Regions from separate parts of the Homo sapiens genome. Here region 2 is linked to region 1. A link is an interaction called in ENCODE POLR2A ChIA-PET data of the cell type or tissue named here. Cell type or tissue: OCI-LY7. All regions are shown on one strand. Links, peaks and the distances in the headings refer to the core of each region. The heading gives the core; the rest is flanking DNA. Region 1 overlaps ERP27 (endoplasmic reticulum protein 27). Region 2 has its middle 12 kb from the start of MGP.

The links. Peaks named below come from ENCODE experiments on the same cell type or tissue, not always from the same donor. Only the 100,000 strongest peaks of a DNase experiment are listed, where the experiment ranks them.
Region 2: POLR2A ChIA-PET joins it to region 1 with 7 read pairs; 4 of 35 experiments call an interaction of 5 or more read pairs at or near these places.

Annotation. Positions count from the first base shown.
Region 1 is chr12:14,924,878-14,930,268 of GRCh38, reverse strand. The region is part of intron 3 of ERP27 (endoplasmic reticulum protein 27); the gene reads left to right. Among named protein-coding and RNA genes, the nearest start is that of ERP27, 11 kb to the left of the region's middle. In OCI-LY7, for the core only: no CTCF peak of the experiment used is centred there; no DNase peak of the experiment used is centred there.
Region 2 is chr12:14,871,183-14,876,573 of GRCh38, reverse strand. No RefSeq gene overlaps it. Among named protein-coding and RNA genes, the nearest start is that of MGP, 12 kb to the left of the region's middle. In OCI-LY7, for the core only: no CTCF peak of the experiment used is centred there; a DNase peak (open chromatin) is centred at 2,963.

The sequences.
Region 1 (5,391 bases), core at 200-5,199:
CGTGCATGAGAATAAACTGATAAGAAATGCAAGAAGATATGTCAGATTATAAAACATTTTTTATTTTATTCTATTTTATTTTATTTCATTTTACTTTAAGTTCCAGGATACATGTGCATAACATGAAGGTTTGTTATATCGTGTACGTGTGCCATGGTGGTTTGCTGCACCTATCTACCCGTCACCTAGGTTTTAAGCCCCGCATGCATTAGCTATTTGTCCTGATGCTCTCCCTCCCCCAGCCCCCTATCCCCCTACAGGCCCTGGTGTGTGATGTTCCCCTACCTGTGTCCATGATGAAACTTTTTTTTAAAGTATATATTTATTAAATATATGATAAGCTGAACAGCTTTAAAAAAACAAACCGAGGACGTGAGGACCTTTGTTTAACAAATGATTTCTCAGTGCCACCAAAGACATTTAATACTATAACTGTGGCATAAACTAAGACAATTTTAATACATTTTATAAAAATCTGGGTTGTTAGAAAATTCCATGGGAATTCAAATGAATATAGCTGAAATACTAATGAACAGAAAATGAGTGATTGGTATGATGTAGTGTCTACAACAACAAAAAAAATCTACTTCAGATACTCTTGAGGAAACTCAAAATTATGTTTTAAGGTAGCAATATTTCCAGTTTACTATTTCTGTTTTTCTTCTGCTGCCTCTTTTCTCTGAAATAAAAATATGATATTTTAAGTAAAATTCTTTCCATAAAACTGAAAAAAGACATTTTAAAAGGTTTTTCCAACTCTTGGTTCCTGGGTTGGATTTTCTTTCCAGTGCATTATGCAAATAATTCCCTTTACAGAGGGAGATTTCCTGTTCAAATGTTGCTTCCAGAAACCCTAAACATGAATGTTCCAGAGTTTATTAGTTTAAGAAATAATGAAAGATCGGGCATGTTTTCTTAAAAGAAGTACAACAAACTGGAGAGACTGCAGGAGAGTGGCTTTTATTAAAGCTCTTTTGCTTCTTAGAGAATGTTATCACCACTTAACATCCTCTGCCTCCAATTTAGTGCATTCTTTAAGTCCAGAAACACCCAGAGTAACTGGCTTTTCTTGTTCTCCCTGTTCTGGGAAGTATGAAGGACTGCCCGGAAAAGAGTACAGGGAGGGGGGGATTCTTGATCCATGCACAGCGATGTGAGCTGAGGTGCAGGCACCAGACCTAGGAATTCCTAGAAAAATAGTCAGGAAGCATTTAGACACATCAAATGTTAAACGAGTCCTGATTATGATGATAATGATGATGATTTTGGTGGTTGCAATAGCAAAGCCTTAAGTATGAAGGAGACTTGCCAGCTGGAAATACAGGTCGGTAGCAGCATTAAGTATCTAGAGGAGCTGCAAATATTATTTTTTTGTGTGCTCATTTTATTTCTTTACTCATTCGTCTTGATATGGGCAAGGGAAGGGGAAGGAGGTGGTAGGAGGGTGGGCAAGGATCTACCTAAGACCTTTTCTCTTGCTTTCATGTTTTGTTTTGTTTTTTCCCAAGCTTTCTACTCAAAACTTTGTGAATTTTTAAACAATTAAATATACACAAGGAGTTCATTTTTACCCTGTGGTTTTGATTTGTTTCAAAATTCTTTTTTAGAAATACAAACTTTTCTGTACCTCAACATTTATTTATTTCATAAATTTAAATTGTATAAAGCAGTCCCAAAATAAAGAGTGCTTAAATTGTCATCTGAATGAATGGCTGCAATTTTATGCCTCAGTGCATATAGCAGGCACTCGGCAAATAATTATGAAACAAATGGATTGGAAGAGAATGACTAGATCTATCCAGAATTAAAATTAACCATAAGGGGTGCATTGTGCATCTCCAGAGTTCTTATTGCTTTTAGTTACCCCAATGGGAGACCCTCTTGAAGAAAAGAGGTGAAATAGGAATCATCACCGGGATGACAATAAAGAGCAATCTTAGATTCTTGCTGTTTAGTGACTTTAATTTCCCTTTGCCTGAATTCCCTCCTACCTTAACTAACATGAGATTTGCTTCTGATCTTACTGGGTAGACTAGGAGAAAGTACCTTGGGGAAAAAAGGGTGGTTCTGATCCAAGGCAAGATCTGATTGGGCAGGACCTATACAGATAGCACATGGAGGGGAAAGGGTTAAGGAGATGTCCAAGAGCAGATGGCCTAAGGATCTCAAAAGTGATGCAAACTATTGTAGGAAATGGACAAAATTGTTCAGGAGCTGATACTAATAATTTTATCTATAGGCGTGGATCTATCTATGGATGGTGGAGGCACTATCTTTGTGTCTTTATGGGTATGAGTAGATTGGGGTGAGGAAATAGAAAACTGAGAACAATGATTGGAAGAATGAAGTCCTATCTTTCAATATATCTGAGTGTGGTGGAAAGCTTGTTCTGAAATACAAATCTGGGATAATGGATCATGTAGCTAGACAATCCTTTCCACCAAAGACTATTTTTAAAAGTTAAAATGTGTGTGCATGAATGTGTGTGTAAGTGTGTGTGTGTGTGTGTGTGTGTGTGTGTGTGCCTGAAGGCATTAGAGAGCCAGTAAAAGAGGGAAAATATCTAGGTCAAGATCTGGAAGAAGATGAAAACCAAAAAAGATGAACCCTGCATTGAGGACTGCTTTTTGTCTAGACGGCTTTGGTCAGTTCTAGAAGCAGCCAAGAAGCTAAGAAATAAATTTGCATTTTGAGATCCTCAGGAGTTGAAAATTAAATGTTGGAGTCCAGGCCTCACAAGGGGAAATAGGAGGTGAATCTAGTACAACACCTTTCACATCCCCTTTGAATCCTACAGAGCTGTACCTAAAAACAGGAATGAATCATAGTAGATAAGCCCTCTCAAGGGCTGCAGCACAGATGCAAATCATTTCAGCCCCTGAAATTGAATTAGAGTGATTTTAGATATATATATATATATACACACACACACACATGCACACACGCACACACACACAAATATACACACATACGCCTACACATATGCAAATATATATACATGTGGAATATGCATAATCCACTCTTAGCCATGCCATAGTACATCTAAAACTTAACAAAAGATAAAATGTTAAAAGAAGTCAGAGAAAAGAGAGACTATCATCAAAATACTCTCAAAGGGACAACCATAAGGTTCACAGCTGACTTCTCAATAGCAACAGTGGAATGCAGAATACAAAGCATTATATCTTTCAAATACTGAAAGAAAATCACTGCCAACGTTAGAATTCTACCCCCAGCAAAAACAGCCTTCAAAAATAAAAGGTGAATAAATATATATTAAACAGCCAAACGGGGAGAATTTGTCACTGAACACCTCCATCTCATACTAAGGAAAATAGTAAAAGGTCTTCTCTAAGCAGAGGAAAGAAAACCCACACAGAAGCTAAAAAATACAGGAATAAATAAAGAGAAGCTAAAATGCAAATATGTGCATAAATGTCAGTGTATATTGAAGATATAACAAAAATAATAATATCCTGTGAGATCTGGAACTAATCATGTGTAAGTCTTGAATTAGAGCCAGAAAATTGAATTTAAAAGAGGTAAACTGTATTTGAATATTCTAATGTTTGCATTGTCCAAGAAGAAGCTGAAATTGCCAATTAATATTAGGTTCTGAGAAGTGAAAAAAAATGCATGTTGTATAATGTATTCTGGCAATCCCTGAGAGAATAATTAAAGCCTATGTAACTTCTAAGCCAATAAAGGGAAAGAAGAAAATAATATAAAATACTCAGTCAATTCAAAAGTAGGACAGAAATAAAGAAAAATAGCATTTGGAATACATAGAACCAATGGAAAATGCATAATTAAATACACCAGTAATTTCATTTCGTGGAAATAATCCAATTAAAAGACAAAGATTATCAGGCTGGATTGAAAATTGCAACTATGTGCCTTCTACAAGTGACAAAAGTAAAACACAGGATGGAGCTATACCATGCAAACACTTCCAAAAGAAAGCTGATATGAATATATTAATACCAAACAAAGTAGACTTTTAGGCAACAAGGATTCCTAGAGAGAAAGAATAACAGTTCATAATGACAGTTTCAATTTGCCAGACAGATTTAATAATTCTAAATTTGCATTTATCAAATACATGTACTGATACTATATAAGCAGAAACTGACAAAATTGAATAAAAAGATGGCTAAAGCCACAACATAATAGAAAAATTTAACACCTTTTTTTTTTTTGGAGACAGAGTCTTGCTCTGTTGCCCAGGCTGGAGTGCAGTGGTGCAATCTTTGCTCACTGCAGCCTCTGCCTCCCAGGTTCAAGCGATTCTCCTGCCTCAGCCTCCTGAGTACCTGGGACAACAGGTGCATGCCACCATGCCCGGCTAATTTTTTGTATTTTCAGTAGAGATGGGCTTTCATCATGTTGGCCAGGATGGTCTCGATCTCCTGACCTTGTGGTCTACCCACCTCAGCCTCCCAAAGTGCTGGGATTACAGACGTGAGCCACTGCGCCAGGCCCCAACACTCTTTTAAATAAAATAAGCTGGTTTTAAAAAAAGAAAGATATAGAAAATTTCAACTATAAAATTCACCAAGTGACCTGATAAACATTTATAGAATACTGTATTCAAAAGCTGTAAAATATACTTAATTTTAAAGACACAAATAATACAAATAAAATATAAAAATAAAGCTAGAAATCAATAAGAATATAACCAGAAAATCTTACATTTTAAAATTAAGAAATACACTTCTAAATAACTAATAGTTTAGAGAAGAATTAAGAACAAAAAATTAGGAAACATTTTGAACTGAATGATAAAAATTCTACATATCAAATTTATGAGTGCATTTAGAGCCTTCTAAGGAGGAAATGTATAGATTTCTATGTATTTTTTGCTACTTACAAATTTAAAATTGGCCAGATAATAGGATTTTATATCTTGGAAACATAAAAACATGGAATGACCCTTAATTTATGATATAACTGAACCCCATCACTTACCCAAAGTTAGCCTTTGGGTCAGGGGGTTTCCTCACTATAGTTCCTTCCATGGTTTCCAGAAAGATGTTAGTGAAAAGGGGTCCTGATCCAGACCTCAAGAGAGGGTTATTGGATCTTGCGAAAGAAAGAATTCAGGGTGAGTCCACAGAGTAAAGTGAAAGCAAGTTTATTAAGAAAGTAAAGGAATGAAAGAATGGCTACACCACAGGCAGAACAGCCCCAAGGGCTGCTGGTTGTCCATTTTTTTGGTTATTTCTTGATTATATGCACTAAGCGGTGGATTATCCATGCCTCACCTTTTCAGACCATATAGGGTAACTTCCTGACATTGCCATGGCAGTTGTAAACTGTCATGGGGCTGGTGGGAAGGTAACAGGGACGACGACCAGAGGTCATGCTCCTCACCATCTTGATTTTGGTGGG
Region 2 (5,391 bases), core at 251-5,250, 54 kb after region 1:
CAATTTTCATCTCTCTCCAGAAGCAGTCTGTATCCAAAAACTGGTCAATGCAGGGATATAAACACCTAGCCCTCTTCCCCTGACACTGACATTTTTCAGTCTTGTGGTTGCATCTTTCTTATCTACCCTTCCCTTGTCAGCTCCATGTTGAAAAGCCAAGATCTATCATGACTTAACTACTCAGTTTATGACTTTACACATTCTGAGTAATGGGAAAGCAGAAGTAGGATATACGAACCTCTCTTGGTGGTCTCTGAATTCATCCTAGGACTGAAATTGGCCCCAATATTTCTGAATTTAAAATGAAACCCCGGCCCATCCTCAAGAACGTTAAAACCAGGGACTACATTATGAGATTCATCTGTTAATTCCTTTAAAGAAATGAGCTGGGTGACCTGTTGGGAGATTTTTCCATCTCTAATTTTTCTGAATTCAGGCATTGAAAGCTAACCAACAATTAAGAAAGCCAGAAACATAAGTCATCTGGGGTTGTTCAAACAGGAGGTTAAGCTTTGAAAAATACTGTTCAAGAAATGTGCTCTTTGCTCATTTGGTTAATACAGTAGGCTTTCATGGTGTTTGCCTAGAAACCCTCTGACTCCTTTACTTTGGGTAGAGCAATACACGAAATTTGTCCCTACCCATTTCATCTAAGGATAATGACTACTTCTTGTGACCACAAACCTATAATAAATAAAGTAGGAAAATAATTTGTGTACATTGATGTTTTCTAAACATTTTGAGAGAGAATTTTCCTCCTTATGAGGAGTCTTGGAAAGGCCTAAAAGATAATAATTTTGTATTATAAAAGTATTCCAAGAAAATCATAAATGTTAGTACTTACTCCTAGGAGTGAATTAGACTTCAAACACAAGAATATACCAAAGAAGAAATTATAGAGCTGAAAAAGAGGAGATAACTTTTTCACTATCCTGGTTAATAAATTTCTATAGAACAGCCACAGGATCCAGAAAGATAGGTCTAGAACTACAAAGTTTACTAGAAGCATATGGGCAATCTGCACCCATCTCTTTGAAAACATAAAAGAGAATTGGAAAAAATATAACGCAAATTTAGTTCAATGTTCCCCAAACAAGTATTCCAGTAATAATACTCCAGTCCAGTGTGCTGCCAAAATTGTTCTATGCCCAGACAAGTTCTATTGTCTTTATATATCTCCTCGTAGATATATATATATATATATATATATATATATATATATATATATATATATATGTTTAATATACTAAATGTAATATATCAAATCTTCTGTGTGGTCCATAAGTAAAGGAATTTGTTTGAGTCTGTTTAGCACAGGGGTTTGCAAGATACTTTGACAATACAATGTTTTTATCAAGGGGCATTGACCAAAATCTTGCAGAACACTATTTAGAACCATTAATCAAGCCCAGCCTCCCACTATTTCTTTCTACAGCATTCCTAGCATTCCACCTACGTGTATGTAACATTTAACAAATATTTATCATATGCCTACTCTATGCCATATGATGTGGCCAATGTAGCAGATGGTCATTCAGTTTGTACTTGCAAACATGTGTTATGAAGCGCTCTAGGCCACATGATGCCCTAGTTTTTGTATATTGAATAAATTTAAACATTTTGGCCTTAATTCTTCTCTCTCAAACGAAACAGAATGAGTCTATTCTACTCACTCATTTCTCTGCTCTTCTTTTCAGTCTTCCACATTGGATATGTTGCTCAGATACCTTCACACTCCCATGCAACTTTTTCTGATTATATCCTAATTTATCAGTGTCTGTCTTGCAGGACCCAATGTGAAGCACAACACATTTTCTGATAGTCTCAGAGTGCAACTAATTATGACTGTTCATGATCCAAGTCTTGTTGCACCTATGAGGAATCTAAGACTGTATTTGCTTTTCTCATAGTTGCTTCTCACCAATGCCTTTGTTAAAATCTTCAGGTATTTTTAACATAAAGCACTAGCAAGTCACATCTTTCCCCATGCTGTACTTGTGAGCACATTTTATCATCTAAATGCAAAGTGTATTTTATCACTATCTAAATGTCATCTTGTTGAATTCAATAGTTGAGATAATTTCATCATTCATTTTATTAGCTATCTGTTGGAGATATGAATCTCCTGAAAATTTGATGGCAATGCCTTTGTGTATGCCTTTGAATAAAATATGTTAACCAATAGGGATTAGAAACAGATATATCAACAGCAAAGGCCAAAAGGGCCAGGTGAGGGAAGGCCTGGGAAGGCAGTGCCAGGGAGAAGTGCTCGGCACTAAAATTCACTTCAAAATTAATTGTATTCACTGCTGTTTCACAGGCGTCCTCATTAGTCTAGTCTGCTATATCAGAAATCCCAATGCAGATTTAGGAAGCCAGTAAATTTGTCACATGCACTATGTATGGTCAGTCAATTGGCCCTGCTAGCTCTGTTCCCTTATTCAAAATGCCTAACAAGTTGCCAGGTGATGCAAAATGATTAGCTAATATATTATCCAGTATAAAACCAGCTAACTGGACCAGAAGGACAGAAGGTAGAGGAAAGCTCATCAAAAGCTTACAGTGAATCAGATGCAGTGTCCTGTATGCAATGCTATTTATAGGACTTCCCAGGCCAGGCTTCCTCACTCTTCCCCACCCTAGAGCTTTGAGTCCATGTTAGGGAGGTTGTATCATGAGCTTTGGCATAGAGGGCCTGACATCAGGTCAGTCTGGTATAGAACTATGACAACCAAAAAAAAAAAAAAAAATCTTGTCTAATCATCCAGACTTTCTCATTCTAGAAAAAAAAAAGTTAGACAAATTAAATTTAGCAGAGTTTATTTGAGCAAAGAAACAGTTCATGAATCAGGCAGCATTCTGAAGCAGTAAAGGTTAAGAAAGCTCCATTCAGCAATATGAGCAGGCAGTATTTATAGACAGAAAAAGGAAGTGACGTGCAGAAATAGCCTGATTGGTGACAGCTCTGCATTTGCCTCATTTGGACATGTCTAAGCAGTTTACAGGCCCTGATTGGCTGAAAGCTCAGCTGCTATGATTGGCCAAAACTCAATCAGTCATGACAAGAATATACTCACTGCAAGTTACATTGCAGTGTATTTACATATTAAGTTACAGTTTGCTACATATGGTTACATATTAGGTTACAGTTTGCTACATATGGAGGCAGCTTTAGGCCAAATTTCATTTAATTTAACACTAGTGTCTCTTTTTCTATCTACTCCCTTCCCACCTACAGACCAAAACAAGCTGCCTTAGTCTTCCCAAGGAAATGTCTGCTTTGTAAAAATGGAATTTGGAGAGAACCATGTTGACCCAAAGAAACTGGCATCAAATAGTGACCCTAAAGCTAGCCCAACAAGCTCTGGAACAAGATTCTTTGGAGCATGGGCCTTCAAGTACCTTTCAAATCATATTATAAAGTAGCAACCTAGGCTACCAACTCGTAAAGACGTTCTTTGCTGGCTGAACAGCAATCCAGGTTTCTCAAGCTGTCAACCAAATGTAAGGGAAAAATAGACCCAGACTGACATGGTTTCTGAGAGATTCCTCAAATGAAAAGAAACGTGTAGTTTATCTGGACCCCTCAGAATTACCAGTTCCTGGAGAACCTGCATTTGTCCAGGACTGGATTGAAGGAGAAGCACACTAGGCCTAACCACTAGAATGTCAGTTGCAGACTTGGACCTAGAATAGAGATGAGGTGTGTGGGTGTACATGTGTGTTTGCAATGAGAGAAAGAGGAGACACAATCTCAGTGAAGTATAACCCTCCTCTGACCCAGCTCAGTAAACACCCAATTCTTCACACAGACTCTACTCATGATTCTGCTCTAGCAGCCCCAGGTGTATAGTGTTAACGTCTCATTTTTAAAAACGTATGTACTTCTAGTGCTGTCACATAGACACTTTATTTCCACTGGTTCTGACTGCATCTATGGGGAGTAGGAACAGTATTGTCTGCAGTCAAGAGGTGTGGGAACAAAGTCAGGTAAGTTAAAGTCACTAAAAGCAAAACAAGCACTGGAACTCAAATGTCAATATCTAAACACACTCTTTGCTACTAAAGGTAAAACGCTTGGAAAGTCTTTTTGCAAAGGGAAGACTAGGGACACAGAGCAATGTGTGCAAACTGATCAGACTTGAAACCATATAGAAAAGAGAAGACCCAACCCTAATGCTAGAAAACATGTTGAGAATGAAAACCTCCTTTGCAATCATCTTTCATTTTCTAATAAGACTTCCATGGAAATCACAAAGTCAAAAGTCACAGAAGTAACATGAAATCAGTCTAAAAAGCATTTTTGAGTGGTAGAGAGTCGGCCTCTTGTCTAGAACAAATTAGTTCCCTTGGATAAAATTAAATAATTCAATTTTAATTTTGCAAGAGGGAAAAATAAACCTGTGCTTCAAAAATATTTACAGGGTTTTTTTTTTTTCCTTTGCACTCAGTGACCTGGAAGATGAAAAGAAGGCCCTGAGCCAAACCAAAATCTGTCCATGGTTTTCCACAAGCTGGACTGGGTTTGTAAATGTTGCAGTGAGAAAACTTCAAAGTCATAATTTAGGTCTGTGCTGCCTGGTATACACATACCTTGCAATTTTAAACATTGCATGATTTATTTCCTTCATGTTAAAAACAGATATTACTTGTAGAGGCTAAAAAAGACCTTGATATGATAAAGTGAGTTTTTAGATATTCAAACTCTAGAATTGGCCCTACAAAGTCTACAATGTTTTTCTAGTATCCATATTCATAAGCCTCTAGGTTTCCAGGATCTTTCATGAGAGGCCACCCTGTAGCACAGTTAGTGTATCTACCAAAGATGCTTTCCTGGCTTTGCTAATGCTGGTACACACAAACCTGGGCTTTCAAAAAGAAATGACAAACTGCCTTCCTTACGGCTTCAACTGCAAAACGACCTGCAGAATAAGTTAGGATGGGTGGATGCACTAAAATGAAGGCTTCTCGATGTTCCCCATTTGATGGTGACACTCTGCTTTTTTTCCACAAGTCATCATTGGCTGATGTTCCACTAAACATGCACTCTTTGAGAAGGATGTATTAGAATGGTTACTCCTTCCTGAAAGGGCATGAAATGTAAATCACCTTCATCTCCACTTGTACTTCTCTAAACCTAATTGGGACTGATTTTCAGTATCTCTTTTCATGTCTTCTCTTTGTGCCCCAGTCACTGGAACCAAAGAGGGCCAAAATTGGAAGAGTAGACCCTTTCATTTGTTTAACATTTTCTCACACCATAATCTCATGTAACCCCACTTCTCCCTTTAGAAAGCTTAGGTGCATGTGTCTCTTAAGTTAGTATGGTCATATATATATCCTGCTCATTTCATGGCTCCATTTTACAGCCCAGAGATGGACTCTGGAGAC